2 separate regions of the Homo sapiens genome follow, and region 2 is linked to region 1. A link is an interaction called in ENCODE POLR2A ChIA-PET data of the cell type or tissue named here. Cell type or tissue: HepG2. All regions are shown on one strand. Links, peaks and the distances in the headings refer to the core of each region. The heading gives the core; the rest is flanking DNA.

Region 1 (7,869 bases), core at 1,296-6,295:
ACTTAGAGATCAAAAATTCTTTTACACTGAAAATCAAGTATCTGCTAAATGCCTCCATGCGCCAGGCCCTCCACTAAGCTGCTGGCAACACGGCAGTGGAGGGAGCACAGCGAGCCTTGCCTCCCTGCAGAGCTGCCAGCCCTAGCGGGGAGGAAAGAGCAGCTCCATGAACGCGTAGCATCTCAGTGACAAGTAAGAACAATAAAGGGAGGAAGGACAGGCGTGGGGGCGGCATTGTGCACAGGCCCCTCTGCGGCGAGCCTGTTCAAGTCTTCTGCTAACTTTTCCAAAAGATTGTTGGACATTCACTAGTAAATTTTTAGAATTTCTTTTCATAGGCCGGGAGCAGGGGCTCATACCTGTAATCCCAGCACTTTGGGAGGCCGAGGCAGGCAGATTACCTGAGGTCGGGAGTTCGAGACCAGCCTGACTGACACAGAGAAACCCCGCCTCTACTAAAAATACAAAATTAGCTAGGTGTGGTGGCGCATACCTGTAACCCCAGCTACTCGGGAGGCTGAGGCAGGAGAATCGTTTGAACCCGAGAGGCTGAGGTTGCGGTGAGCCGAGATGGCGCCACTGCACTCCAGCTTGGGTGACAAGAGCCAAACTCCATCTCAAAAAAAAATTTACTTTCATAGTATGGATAACAGTCAGGTATACGTTGCAAATTTATTTTTGCCTTTATTAATAGTGTTCTGACCCACATAAGATCTTTATGTTGGCTTTATTAAGGTACACCATACACAAGAAAACACTGATTTTAACTGAATAATTCAATCGGCTCTGACAAATATACAACCTGTGGAGTACCCACCCTGGTCTTCGGGCCCTTCCCTCTCCCACCTGACTGTTTCTTCCTGTTGTCTCAGGGGTGTGGTTAGGTACGTCTTCCCTGGGGTTTCTCAGGATTGGAGCCGCAGCATGGACTCTGCTCATGGCATTCTGCCCTCCCTAGCACTGAAGAGACACTGCCACACAAATGGTCCACGTGTCCATTCCCCCGTGGTGAACATCGATGGACGTGTCTTCGTGTGGGCGCACTCCTGTTTCTCTTGGGTAAACACCCAGGAATACATGGCCTTTGAGGTTGTACGTGTGACACCCCCACCTCTGGAGTCTGGGGTGCCCTCCTACCGACCAGCTCCAGGGGTGTGCGGCAGCACCCCCCATGGTGGGACTGGGGTTCCCAGAGGAGCCCTGCTGCTGAACCCTGCACGCTCCGTGCCCGTTTGCACACATTCTCAGGCTGAGCCCCGCACGCTCCATGCCCGTTTGCAGACATTCTCAGGCTGAGCCCCGCACGCTCCATGCCCGTTTACAGACACTCTCTGAGGCTGAGCCCCACACGCTCCGTGCCCGTTTGCAGACTCTCAGGCTGAGCCCCGCACGCTCCGTGCCCGTTTGCAGACACCCTCTCAGGCTGAACCCTGCACGCTCCATGCCCGTTTGCAGACATTCTCAGGCTGAGCCCCGCACGCTCCGTGCCCGTTTGCAGACTCTCTCTCAGGCTGAGCCCCGCACGCTCTGTGCCCGTTTGCAGACACCCTCTCAGGCTGAGCCTGACATGCTCCGTGCCCGTTTGCAGACACTCTCTCAGACTGTTTAGGAAATCCTTCTCTTTTCTTATCACAGAGCTACCCATGCTTTCTTTTCAAAGGTTCAGCTTTGCTTTCTAGTCCGAGATCTTGACTCCGTCCGGCATCGTGTGTGTGCTGTGAGCAGCCCCCAGCTGACCTGCCCCACAGGCGCCTCCTGCCCCCCCGAGTGTGTCCAGGCCTCTTCTAAGCCCCTGCAAAACCCCTGGGACTGGTTTCCATTCCTGGACCGGTTCCAGTTCAATCCCTGTAGTTTTATAAATCATAATATCCAGTAGGCAATTTCTCCCCTTTTCAAAGCTATCTTGGCAATTCTTGGTGCCTTCCTGTCCTCCTGTGTTGACTTCACAACACATCAAGCACCCTGAACTCCTGCTGGGAAGGACGGAATCAGCATCCTCAACCTCTCTATGGAGCAAGATGTCTCGAAAGGGAAGGGGCCTTGCTTCAGTCACGGCTGTGTTAGAAAAGCTCTTTAAATGTCTTACACGTCTCCTTATGACTTATTTCTAAACACAATTTTAATCTTTATTAACCTCGTATCCAATAATCTCGCTAAGCAGCATTTTAACAGTTCATCTGTAAGAGTTCTCCTTTTTTTTTTTTTGAGACAGTGTCTTGCTCTGTCGCCGGGCTGGAGTGCAGTGGTGCAATCTCAGCTCACTGCAACCTCCAACTCCCAGGTTCAAGTGATTCTCCTGCCTCAGCCTCCCGAGTAGCTGGGACTACAGGTACGTGGTACCACGCCCGGATAATTTTTGTATTTTTAGTAAACACAGGGTTTCACCATGTTGGCCAGGATGGTCTTGATCTCTTGACCTCATGATCCACCCACCTTGGCCTCCCGAAGTGCTGAGATTACAGGCGTGAGCCACTGCACCCGGTTCCATTTGTAAGATTTCTATACTGACAAACTTGTTTGCAAATGCCCTCTTCTGCCCAATATTTATCTAATAAATGCCAGACAGAAAATACATAGCAAACACTGTATCTTGTTCCTCAATTTAAATGAAAGCTTCACTTGCCAAAAGAAAAATCTACAAAAAAAAATAAAAATAAAAATGGCCGGGCGTGGTGGCTCACGCCTGTAATCCCAGCAGTTTGGGAGGCCGAGACGGGTGGATCACCTGAGGTTGGGAGTTCAAGACCAGCCTGACCAACATGGTGAAACCCTGTCTCTACTAAAAATACAAAATTGCCCTGGCGTGGTGGTGGGCACCTACAGTTCCAGCTACGCGGGAGGCTGAGGCAGGAGAATCGCTTGAACCCGGAAGGTGGAGGTTGTGGTGAGCCAAGATCGCGCCATTGCACTCCAGCCTGGGCAACAAGAACAAAACTCCGTCTCAAAAAAACAAAAAAAAAAAGAAAAGTCTAAGTCTGAATCTACTGTGTGCTGTGGACCCACCACAACAGAACAGGAACAGGAAGTACCAGAGCCAGACTTTGGGTGACATCACAGCCTGCCACCACCAGCAGCATGAGGAATGTCTGGGTCCTGCTTCAAACTAAGCATACAGGCAGTTTTCAGCTACTCAGTGAAACAGAACAGGAGGACCCAGTCACTAGGAACCCTGGGTGAGGTCACGGTCCTGAAGAGAGCCGGGGACAGCACGGGCTGCTGGTGCAATCGCAGGGAGGGGAGGGAGTCAAGAGGTAGTGGTGTCGGAGCTGAGCCCTGAGTACAGAGGTCGGGGACTCATGAGTCATCCTCAGACTGCAAGCTCTCCTTTTCTGACATTTTTCACAATATTCAGAAAGGGAGGGGGGAGCTGACTGCTTCTAAAAGTTCATTTTGAAATATAAAATACACTGCACGTTTACGGTAAACTCTATTCACCTGTTTTAAGGACAGTCTCTTTTGATGCCAGTTATTGTGAATGAATGCCAAATCGTACCGGTGTTTTCTGTATCAACTGAGAGAACCACATGTCAAGGCAGCAAAGTGACCACGCACCACAGCACACCTGCCTCTGGCTTGCAGGCCAAGATGGCCCCTATGTCAACCAGGGTTTCTGCAGCTGGTCCTGGGAGACCCACGGCCATCCTCTCTCCTGCCCCTGACCAATACACCACAAACGCCTCACATGAGCTCACCCACACCCCCAAGAGCCATGGTGCTCACAAAGCAAAGACCAAGCCAGACTCAATCCTGTGGCCCCAGGGTCAGCCGCAGAGCAGACAACTAGAACCTCACAAGAGGCTGAACACAGGCTGGGTCACCTATAAACAGGGAGGCCATCCTGAAGGGAGGAAGCACCCAACCAGAGGTGAACTCACCTTGGACCATTCGACAATGCAGTCCAGGCAGAAGTAATGGGCACAGTTCTCCGGCGTCCCCACGGCCTGGTCTCTGAATGCGTTGAGACAGATTGGGCAGCTCTCTGCATCATCATCAGAATTGAAAGAGCCAGCGGCTTCCAGTTTCCCCTGAGTACCCGCTACCTCCAGCAATGTCTCCCCGTCGTCTTCAGAATCCTCGGAACCTGGAGAGGAAACATGCCAGCTGGTGCAAGCAGGATGGGCAGCGTGAACCGCGGCACTGGAGGCAAGCGGGCCCAGGCTGCGCTCAGGACACCAGGTCGGCAATGCACAGCCCACCTCCCCGCAGGCTCCTGCCACTTACCTCCACGTCCACGCTCAGCACATCCACAACCCTGGGAGCCCTGCCCTGCACCTAACCTGAAGCCTCGGGTGCCCTGCACCGAGGGGCGGGAAGCTGAGCGTCCTGAGTGCCAGACCAGCTCCTCTAAGCTGAGCCTGGGGCTGAGGCAGACCTCGAGAGGCAGGGCAGCCCTGGGGCCTAGCACAGGTCCCAGAGACCATCAGGTTCATTTCAGAGCCTCCAAGCGAGCCCCTCAGTGCAGCAGCCCCCTGACAGCAGCCCCCATTTCCAACGCCCCCTTCTCAAAGCATGAGGACCACAAACCCTCTGCCCGCGGAAGGGACTTCCTTCTGAGGTTGCCTGTTCCTCCTCCCTGTGGGAGGCAGAGCACAGACTCCTAACTGGGCCACTAACCACAACCGTTCTGGCCAATTCGGAGTGGTTCTGAGGCTACACCTTGACCAGCAGGGAGCAGGGAGATGCTCCGAGTTCAACACGGCAGAGCCCATACGTGCACTGCTATCTTCTTTGTACCAAACTCCAATGAAACAACGCTAAAGTAAACAGAACACAAGTTCACATGGGAAGAGGAGCAGACTCGGTGTGGGTGGCAGGTTCCTCCTAGGCCCGAAACCCTCCAAACCCTCCCGGTTCCACGCATGTGGGCAGGACCCTGCCAGCACTGGGGCATCACTGCCAGGACCCTCTGTTATCTGGCAAAGGGAAAGACACACCCAGAACAGAAATATTTACACTGTTAAAGAGGCTGGGAGAAGTGAGAGCTGCGAGGGAGGCAGCAGAAGAGTTTTAAGTTCCCATCTTTCATGTTAAGAGTTGAAGAGCTACTGGCCGGGCGTGGTGGCTCACGCCTGTAATCCCGGCATCTTTGGGAGGCTGAGGTGGGCAGATCACGAGGTCAGGAGATAGAGACCATCCTGGCTAACAGTGAAACCCCGTCTCTACTAAAAGTACAAAAAATTGCCAGGCGTGGTGGCTCAAGCCTGTAATCCTAGTACTTTGGGAGGCTGAGGCAGGTGGATCACCTGAGGTCAGGGGTTTGAGACCAGCCTGGCCAACATGGTGAAACCCCGTCTCTACAAAAAATACAAAAATAGCCGGGTGTGGTGGCGTGTGCCTGTAATCCCAGCTACTTGGGAGGCTGAGACAGGAGAATCGCTTGAACCTGGGAAGCAGAGGTTGCAGTGAGCCTAGACTGCACGATTGCACTCCAGCCTGGGCAACAGAGCAAGACTCCGTCTCAAAAATAAATAAATAAATAAATATACAAAAAATTAGCTGGACGCGGTGGCAGGTGCCTATAGTCCCAGCTACTTGGGAGGCTGAGGCAGGAGAATGGCGTGAACCTGGGACGCAGAGCTTGCAGTGAACTGAGATCGTGCTGCTGCACTCCAGCCTGGGCAACAGAGCGAGACTCGACCTCAAAAAAAAAAAAAAAAAAGAGTTGAAGAGCTACTACCTCAAGCTGGAAAGGGCTACTACCTCAAGCTGGAAAGGGCTACTACCTCAAGCTGGAAAGGGCTACTACCTCAAGCTGGAAAGGGCTACTACCTCAAGCTGGAAAGGGCTACTACCTCAAGCTGGAAAGGGCTACTACCTCAAGCTGGAAAGAGCTACTACCTCAAGCTGGAAAGGGCTACTACCTCAAGCTGGAAAGGGCTACTACCTCAAGCTGGAAAGGGCTACTACCTCAAGCTGGAAAGGGCTACTACCTCAAGCTGGAAAGGGCTACTACCTCAAGCTGGAAAGGGCTACTACCTCAAGCTGGAAAGGGCTACTACCTCAAGCTGGAAAGGGCTACTACCTCAAGCTGGAAAGGGCTACTACCTCAAGCTGGAAAGGGCTACTACCTCAAGCTGGAAAGGGCTACTACCTCAAGCTGGAAAGGGCTACTACCTCAAGCTGGAAAGGGCAGTGTAACAAGTGATTTCCAGCAGGAAACACCAGGGTGGGAAAAGCAATGAGAACGAAAGCTCCCAAGCCCCAGCAACGTGGGTGTTGCTCGTGGAATAACTCCCTCCTCAACATGTTTCCCACCAGTTAGGGACCCACTGGCTACTTCTTCATGTTTAAAAAACAGTCCTGGCCAGGCGCGGTGGCTCATGCCTGTCATCCCAGCACTTTGGGAGGCCAAGGCGGGTGGATCACCTGAGGTCAGGAGTTCAAGACCAGCCTGGCCAACATGGTGAAACCCCATCTCGAATAACAATACAAAAATTACCCAGGCATGGTGGTGCGCGCCTGTAATCCGAGCTACTCGAGAGGCTGAGGCAGGAGAATCGCTTGAACCCGGGAGGCAGAGGCTGCAGTGAGCCGAGATTGCGCCACTACACTCCAGCCTGGGCAACAAGAGTGAAACTCGGTCTCAAAAAAAAAAAAAAAAAAAAAAAAAGGTCCTGGAGAAATAAAAAGAAGTGTTCACAGTGGCTATACCAACACCTCTCCAGTGCCTTCCCATCCCCTTCCTTCGGGGCGCTCAGCCCTCAGGGGCTCCAGGTCTCCATAAACCTGTCTCTTCACAGCTCCCCCGTCCTGGCCTGCCGCCTCTGCCCAGCCACCTCCTCCTGCCCCTCAGGTGGCAGCTTGGATTCTCCAGAAGCCTCTCCCCACCCCAGGTCCATGGAGCCTGCCCCTCCCCTGGACGCCCACAGCTCTCAGTGTCTATGACCCTGTCCCCCAGCTGCTGCTTGGCGCACTGTTTGCTGCTAGAAGGTGAGCGCAGACACGGTGGGGGCCCTGCTGAGGCTCCCGCCACCTTCACTCCAGCCCCCAACCCAGAGTCTCTGGCATCCAATGTGCCCTCAGGATCTCAAGGACAGAGTCACCTGGCGGCCCTGACGGCCCACACTTTCAGCCCTGGCAACGCCAGAACTGGTGCGGAGACCTACTACAGATGAACCAGAGCCCTAACCTGATGCTGGGAGGGAGCAGGGAAGCCCCTCAGGACCTGCAGACCCAAGCAGACCCGCAGAGCACGTGCAGAGCTAAACATCGAACTCTGGAAGGACACGGCCAACACACATTGGCTCAGGCCATGAGTGCCATTCCCTTACCAACAGTCTCAAACAGGAGTGTTACCTTTCTGGAACATTCTAACCCTGATAACCACAGGGCTATGCAGAAAGACTGCTACACACAGATCACAGTAGCCACTTGAGGACCATGGATTTTCCAGCCCAAGGGTGATGTCAGAAGGAAAGTAGTGGAAAGGCAAAGTTCTGAGCCTGAGCTCGGCCTCCCTCTGAGGAAGCAACCACAGCAGGGCCGGGGCAGGGCCACCTCCTTGGTGGCCTCACAGGCTGTGCACCACCGAGGGTGATGGCAACAGGGGACAAGGAAGGAGGTACCACCAGCGCACCCCACGGACTTGTCTCCCCTTTGTTTTGTTTGAGATAACGTCTCGCTCCAACACCCAGGCTGGAATGCAGCCTCAACTTCCTGGGCTCAAGGGTCCTCCCACCTCAGCCTCCTGCGTAGCTGAGACCATGGGCCTGGGCCACCACACCCAGCGCAGACCTGCCCTTTGGAACATTGTTCTCTCAAAAGAAGTTCAAGGGCACAACCATCAGCCAATTGTAAGTGAGCTGAGAATTTTTTATCTTTTTGAGACAGAGTCTCGCTCTGTGGCCCAGGCTGGAGTGTGGTGGCGTG
Region 2 (7,407 bases), core at 1,488-6,487, 130 kb before region 1:
GGGCAGATCCAACAGGTTACAGTGGGCACAGGGCCAGACACGGTGGCTCATGCCTGTAATCCCAGCACTTTGGGAGGCCAAGGCAGGTGGATCACAAGGTCAGGAGTTCGAGACCAGCCTGACCAACACGGTGATACCCCGTCTCTACTAAAAATACAAAAATTAGCCCGGCGTGGTGGTGGGCGCCTGTAACCCCGGCTACTCAGGAGGCTGAGTTAAGAGAATCACTTGAACCCGGAAGGTAGAGATTGCAGTGAGCCGAGATCGTGCCATTGCATTCCAGCCTGGGCAACAGAGCGAGACTCTGTCTCAAAAATAAATAAATAAATAAAATAAGTGTGCAGAAACACGCAAGGGACTATGAGGCCACTCATCTCTCTGCGAGAGGCAGAGTAAAACCTGAAACACACAATACAACCAAACAAGAAAAACCAGGCTGCTGGGCCACAGAACAAGTCTCAGTAAATCTCAAGTGACTGCAACAGTACAGAATATGTTTTTTGATCATAACAGAATTAAGGTAGAAACCCATAATAAAAATAAAACCAGAAAATCCCCAAATGTTTAGAAACAAAGCAACATATTTCTAAATAACCCATGCATCAAAGATGAAGTCACAAGAAAACTAGAAAGCATTCTGAACATACATATCACAATTTGTGGAATACAACTAAACCAGTGCTGCAAGGAGAATGTAGAGCTTTCCATGAATATCTTAGAAAAGAAGAAAGACTTAAGATCAATAATCTGGCCAGGCACGGTGGCTCACGCCTGTAATCCCAGCACTTTGGGAGGCCAAGGAGGGTGGATCACTTGAGATCAGGAGTTTGAGACCAGCTGGGCCAACATGGCAAAACTCTTGTCTGTACTGAAAATACAAAAATTATCCCAGCACTTTGGGAGGCTGAGGCAGGCAGATCACAAAGTCAGGAGATCAAGACCATCCTGGCTAACACGGTGAAACCCTATCTCTACTAAAAACACAAAAAATTAGCCGGGCGGGGTGGCGGGCGCCTGTAGTCCCAGCTACTCAGGAGGCTGAAGCAGGAGAATGGCATGAACCTGGGAGGCGGAGCTTGCTGTGAGCTGAGATGGTGCCACTGCACTCCAGCCTGGGTGACAGAGCGAGACTCTGTCTCAAAAAAAAAAAAAACCCCACACAAAAATTAGCCAGGCATGGTGGTGCATGCCTGTAACCTCAGCTACTTGGGAGGCTGAGGCAGGAGAATCGCTTGAACCCAGGAGGCGGAGGTTGCAGTGAGCTGAGATTGCACCAGTGCACTCCAGCCTGGGTGACAGAGTGAGACTCCATCTCAGAAAAAAAAAAAAAAAAAAAAGATAAATAATCTAAGGTTTCACCTTAAGCAGGTAGGAAAAGTGAATCAATGCCGGGCGCGGTGGCTCATGCCTGTAATCCCAGCACTTTAGGAGGCCGAGGCAGGCGGATCGTGAGGTCATGAGATCGAGACCATCCTGGCTAACGCGGTGAAACCCCGTCTCTACTAAAAATACAAAAAATTAGCTGGGCGTGGTGGTGGGCACCTGTAGTCCCAGCTACTTGGGAGGCTGAGGCAGGAGAATGGCGTGAACCCAGGAGGCGGAGCTTGCAGTGAATCAAGATCGTGCCACTGCACTCCAGCCTGGGCGACAGAGCAAGACTCCATTTCAAAAAAAAAAAAAAAAAAAACAAAAGAAAAAGATAAAGTGAATCAAATAAAACCCACAGTAAGTGGAAGGTAGAAAATTAAGAGGAGGTCAACGCACTTTACACAGACTACTGACAGACACAAATCAACAGAGCCCAAAGTTAGTTATGAGAAGGTTAATAAACTTGGTAAATCCCTAGCAAGCCTGATCAAGAAAAATACTAGAGAAAACACAAATTCTCAAAAACCAGAACAAAAGAGGGGGCATCACTACAGATCTTACAGGCAGGAGAGGGGATTAATAACCGAAACCTTCCCACAAAGAAAATCCTGTGCTCCGAGGGCAGCACTGGCAAATCCTAACAAATATCTAAGGAAGAAACAATAACAAGCTTTCACAAACTCTTTTTTTTTTTTTGAGACAGAGTCTCACTCTGTCTCCCAGGCTGGAGTGCAGTGGCGCAATCTCAGCTTACTGCAAGCTCCGCCTCCGGGGTTCACGCCATTCTCCTGCCTCAGCCTCCCGAGTAGCTGGGACTACAGGCACCCGCCATCCCACCTGGCTAATTTTTTGTATTTTTAGTAGAGACGGGGTTTCACCATGTTAGCCAGAATGGTCTTGATCTCCTGACCTTGTGATCTGCCCACCTCAGCCTCCCAAAGTGCTGGGATTACAGGCATGAGCCACCGCGCCCGGCCCACAAACTCTTTCTGAAAACAGAAGAGGAGGGAATACTTCCCCACCCATTTTATAAAACCAACATAACCCTGCCACACAACCTGCCATAGGCATTATACGAAAATTACAGACCAGTACCTCTAATGGACATCAACACAAAATACCCCTAACAACAATATTACCACATCAGTCCCTCAACACAGGAAAAAGGATCACACACTTGGAATAAATGAGGATTAGGCTGGTTCAACATTCAAAACAGTCAATCAGTGTGGTCCAGTACATTGAGACTGTCTCAAAAAAAAATAAAATAAAATAAAATAAATATAAAATAAAATTTAAAAATTAAATAAAAAAATAAATAAAATAAAATAAAATAAAATAAAATGGATCCTGGCCCTAAACGCAAAAGCCTACACTGGGAAGCATCCAAAAGAAAACACAGGAACTGGCCCAGCGCGGCGGCTCACGCCTGTAATCCCAGCACTTTGGGAGGCTAAGGCTGGTGGATCACCTGGGATCAGGAGTTCGAGACCAGCCTTGCCAACATGGTGAAACCCCATCTCTGATGAAAATACAAAAAATGAGCCGGGCATGGTGATGGATTCCTGTAATCCCAGATACTCAGGAGGCTGAGGCAGGAGAATTGCTTGAACCCAAGAGGTGGAGGTTGCAGTGAACCAAGATCACGCCACTGCACCCCAGCCTGGGTGACACAGCAAAGCTCCACCTCAAAAAAAAAAAGAAAAAAGAAAAGAAAAAGAAAACACAGGAACTTCCACAGTGAATTCCTAATTTACAAAAAATAAAAGAAAACACGGAAGAAATCTCCAGAAATTTGGTCAAAGGATGACTTCTTAGGATGCCAAAAACCCTAAACCATAAAAGAAAAACACATACGAATGGACATCATAAAAATTAATTTCCACTTATCAAACCACAATGATGGAGGCCGGACGCAGTGACTCAGTCCGTCATCCCAGCACTTTGGGAGGCAGGTGGATCACCTGAGGTCAGGCACTGGGGACCAGCCTGGCCAACATAGTGAAAACAGGTGGATCACTTGAGGTCAGGCGTTGGGGACCAGCCTGGCCAACATGGTGAAACCCCATCTGTACTAAAAATACAAAAATTAGGCCAGGCACGGTGGCTCACGCCTGTAATCCCACCACTTTGGGAGGCTGAGGTGGGTGGATCAATTGAGGTCAGGAGTTCAAGACCAGCCTGGCCAACATGGTGAAACCCCATCTCTGCTAAAGATATAAAAAATTAGCTGGGTGTGGTGGTGCGTGCCTGTAATCCCAGGTACTGGGGAGGCTGAGGCAGGAGAATCACTTGAACCCTTGAGGCGGAGGTTGCAGTGAACCAAGATCACGCCACCGCACTCCAGCCTAGGTGACAGGGTGAGACTCTGTCTCAGAGAAAAAAAAATTTAGCCAGGCGTGGTGGCGGGCGCCTGTAGTCCCAGCTACTCAGGAGGCTGAGGCAGGAGAATGGTTTGAACCTGGGAGGCAGAGGTTGCAGTGAGCTGAGATCGCGCCATTGCACTCCAGCCTGGGTGACAGAGCGAGACTCCGTCTCAAACACACAAACAAACAGAAACTGTGGTGATGAAGGCAGGCAGGTGTTGCCAGAGGTTGGGGGTAGCCACCAAGGTCGGGGATTCACAGGTTTGGAGTGATGGGGCTGATGGGTCGACTATGGTGGCAACAGAACCACACCCCCACGTACACATGGCTTTTACTGTGTGATAACTTAGAAAAAAGCAAACCATGGACCCGGGCTCAGGTGCCCCCCACCCACTGTCAGGGCCAATCTGATCCGGCCCCCACCTGGCTGGAGAGACTTCCCACCAGACTCTCACCCTCTCTCTGGTCCCCAGTGTCCTCATCGGGGAGAGGCAGGAAAGCCCCACCCACCCTCCACTCCTCACTCTGTTGGCCTCTGGGCAGACGAGGCTCCTGCTGGCTGGGGGCCAGGCCAGGCCAGCTGGGGCCAAAGTCCAGGAGCCAGGCTGAGAGGCCCCAGGCTCCTCCCGAAGAGGGCAGAGTCCCTGAGAAAGGTGGTGGAGCTGCCCAGGAAGAGGGGACTAAAGTGAACTCGGCCACTGCTCTGTGCCTTCCCCTGGACACTGAGCTGGCCGAAGTCACCAGCCTGGCTGTATGCAGGGTCTAGCTGCCCAGGCTGCTGGGAGGGCCCTGGTCACCCAAAACAGCCCGATTCAAGAGCTCAGGGACTCCTGATGGCTCTTTGGACCCATTGTACAGACGAGGAAACTGAGGCTCAAAGAGTAGTGACCTGTCTCACCTCTGCAGGTGTGGAGGACAGCAAGGGGGAACCAGGGGGCATTTTGGGCCCCCAGCCAGGGCTGTTTGTGGCAGAAAGGACTGGTCCTGCAGGAGGACCCAGCTCCAGGCTCCCTCACCCTCCCTCCTTTTCCTAGTCCTGTAGGCTTGGACCACAACCGGAAGCCCAGCTCGCACCCAGGCTTGGACGACAACCGGGAGCCCAGCTCGCACCCAGGCTTGGACGACAACCGGGAGCCCAGCTCGCACCCAGGCTTGGACGACAACCGGGAGCCCAGCTCGCACCCAGGCTTGGACCACAACCGGGAGCCCAGCTCGCACCCAGGCTTGGACCACAACCGGGAGCCCAGCTCGTACCCAGGCGCAGGGGCCTTTTTTTTTTTCCTTTTGAGATGGAGTCTCGCCCTGTCCCCCAGGCTGGAGTGCAGTGGCGCAATCCCGGCTCACTGCAACCTCCATTTCCCGGGTTCTAGTGATTCTCCTGTCTCAGCTTCCCAAGTAGCTGGGACTACAGGCTCCCACCACCACGTCCAGCTAAGTTTTGTAGTTTTAGTAGAGATGGGGTTTCACCATGTTGGTCAGGCTGGTCTCGAACTCCTGACGTCAGGTGATCCACCCGCCTCGGCCTCCCAAAGTGCTGGGATTACAGGTATGAACAACCGCGCCTGGTCCCTTTTTTTTTTCTCTTTTTTGAGATGGAGTCTCGCTCTGTTGCCCATGCTGGAGTGCAGTGGTGTGATCTCGGCTCACTGCAACCTCCGCCTCCTGGGTTCCAGTGATTCTCCTGCCTCAGCCTCCCGAGTAGCTGGGATTATAGGTATGCACCACGACGCCTGGCTAATTTTGTATTTTCAGTAGACATGAGGTTTTGCCATGTTGGTCAGGCTGGTCTCAAACTCCTAACCTCAGATGATCCACTCACCTCAGCCTCCCAAAGTGCTGGGATTACAGGCGTGAGCCACCGCGCCTGGCCTAAGACTCTGTTGCCCAGGCTGCTGGAGGGCCGTGGTGGGATCCTCCTGCCTGAGCCTCCCAAGTAGCTGGACTACGAGCTCACACTACCAGGCCTGGCTAGGAGGGGGGAGGATTGCTTGAGCCTAGGAGTTTGAGACCAGCCTGGGCAACATAGGGAGACTTCCATCTCCACAAAAAAATAAAATAATTAGATGGGCATGGTGGGGCCAGCCTGTAGGCCCAGCTACTGGGGAGGCTGAGGTGAGGGGATCACTTGAGTCCAGGAGGCGGAGGCTGTAGTGAGCCAAGATCGCACCACTGCACTCCAGCCTGGGCACCTGGGTGACAGAGCTAGACCCTGTCTCAAAATGAAAGAAAGAAAAGAAAAGAGAGAGACAGAGAGAGAGAGAAAGAAAGGAAGAAAAAAAGACACACACACACACACACACACGCACGCACGCACACACGCACACACGCACACAAAACCCCCCAAAAAAACATTTCCTGAGTTCTCCGTGTCAATGAAACTGACCTAGGAGAACAGAAAAGCCCTCAGGGCTGGCGGCTGGTCCGGCGCGTGCAGGCAGCCCCGTCTGAGCCCTGAGAAGCAGCCCGGGCCTCCCTGAATCCCCCATCAAGGGCGTCTTTGTTCTGCCTGCTCCCTCCCGATACAGTTCCTCGTTTTGGGGCCAGGATGATCATCTCCTCCAGGGGCTCTTCCCATCCAGGGCTGGGCAGCAGCCACAGTGTTTTCCCGGCACACCCTGGGCTGCCTCACCCCCCAGGCCGCGAGTTCCCAGGACTGGAACCAGAGGGGCGCTTTCCCCGGCCCCGTGGCTGAGCCCGGGACAGTGTGGGCAGTTCTGGCTCTGGCCTCCCCCGGCCCCGTGGGTGTCAGAAGCTGGGCTGACCACTCTCCCTGGAGCTTTCCTCCCTTCCTCCCTTCCTCCCTTTCTCTCTTTCTCTCTTTCTCTCTTTCGTTTTGAGACAGGGTCTAGCTCTGTCACCCAGGTGCCCAGGCTGGAGTGCAGTGGTGCGATCTTGGCTCACTACAGCCTCCGCCTCCCGGGCTCAAGTGACCCCCTCGCCTCAGCCTCCCCAGTAGCAGGGCCTACAGGCCGGCACCACCATGCCCGTCTAATTATTTTATTTTTTGTGGAGACGAGAACCTGAGGACAGCCATGTCCTGAGGGTGCTCCCTGGGGGCGGAGCCTACCTGGGGGCGGGGCCTTACCTGGACGTGGTACTGCGAGGTCTCGTGCATGATGACGTTGGAGTTGGAATACTTCTTCCTCTGCTCTGAACCGGGAGACACCAGTCACTCCCCCGACGGGCAGGACCCACAGCCTCCCGTCCAGTTGGGACTGGACCCACAAGGGAAGGTGGAGTCAAGCGGAGGGAGGCTGCTCCGTGGACCTCTTGGCCACCAGGAAGGATGTGGGTGTGAAATCAGGACCTGCAGGAAGCCCCCTCCCTCCCTCCAGGGAAGCCCCCTTGGAGAAGGACGCAGCTCGGAGAAGGCGATGGGCTTGCTCTGAGTGGAGTGGGGACCAGCAGCCTGTGCCCGGGGGGTTTCTGTCCCGGAGGGTGAGGGGACAGGAAGGGGGTCCCAGCCCGGCTTCTTCCCACTCTGAGAGCTGCCAGCTTCACTCTCCCTGCCCTCCCAGGTCTTCTCGCTTTCCAGACTAGGCACCTTGTCCAAAGACATAAGTGAAGGGTGCATCTAGCTAGCGAGAGGGCAGGGTCGTCTCTGGGGAAGGGCAGAGTGGGGGGAGGTGGGGGCTGGCCAGGCCCCCCTCCTGGAGCAGACACCTGGCGGCTT

What was found. Peaks named below come from ENCODE experiments on the same cell type or tissue, not always from the same donor. Only the 100,000 strongest peaks of a DNase experiment are listed, where the experiment ranks them.
Region 2: POLR2A ChIA-PET joins it to region 1 with 7 read pairs; 8 of 35 experiments call an interaction of 5 or more read pairs at or near these places.

What each region holds. Positions count from the first base shown.
Region 1 is chr11:583,471-591,339 of GRCh38, reverse strand. PHRF1 (PHD and ring finger domains 1) reads right to left here. Exons shown (of 18, transcript NM_001286581.2): 4 at 3,876-4,081. Among named protein-coding and RNA genes, the nearest start is that of PHRF1, 11 kb to the right of the region's middle. RefSeq lists enhancers at 6,576-7,075, 7,076-7,577. In HepG2, for the core only: no CTCF peak of the experiment used is centred there; a DNase peak (open chromatin) is centred at 3,219.
Region 2 is chr11:709,899-717,305 of GRCh38, reverse strand. EPS8L2 (EPS8 signaling adaptor L2) reads right to left here. Exons shown (of 21, transcript NM_022772.4): 4 at 6,820-6,884. Among named protein-coding and RNA genes, the nearest start is that of EPS8L2, 7.4 kb to the right of the region's middle. RefSeq lists an enhancer at 6,670-7,407. In HepG2, for the core only: no CTCF peak of the experiment used is centred there; DNase peaks (open chromatin) are centred at 4,325 and 6,235.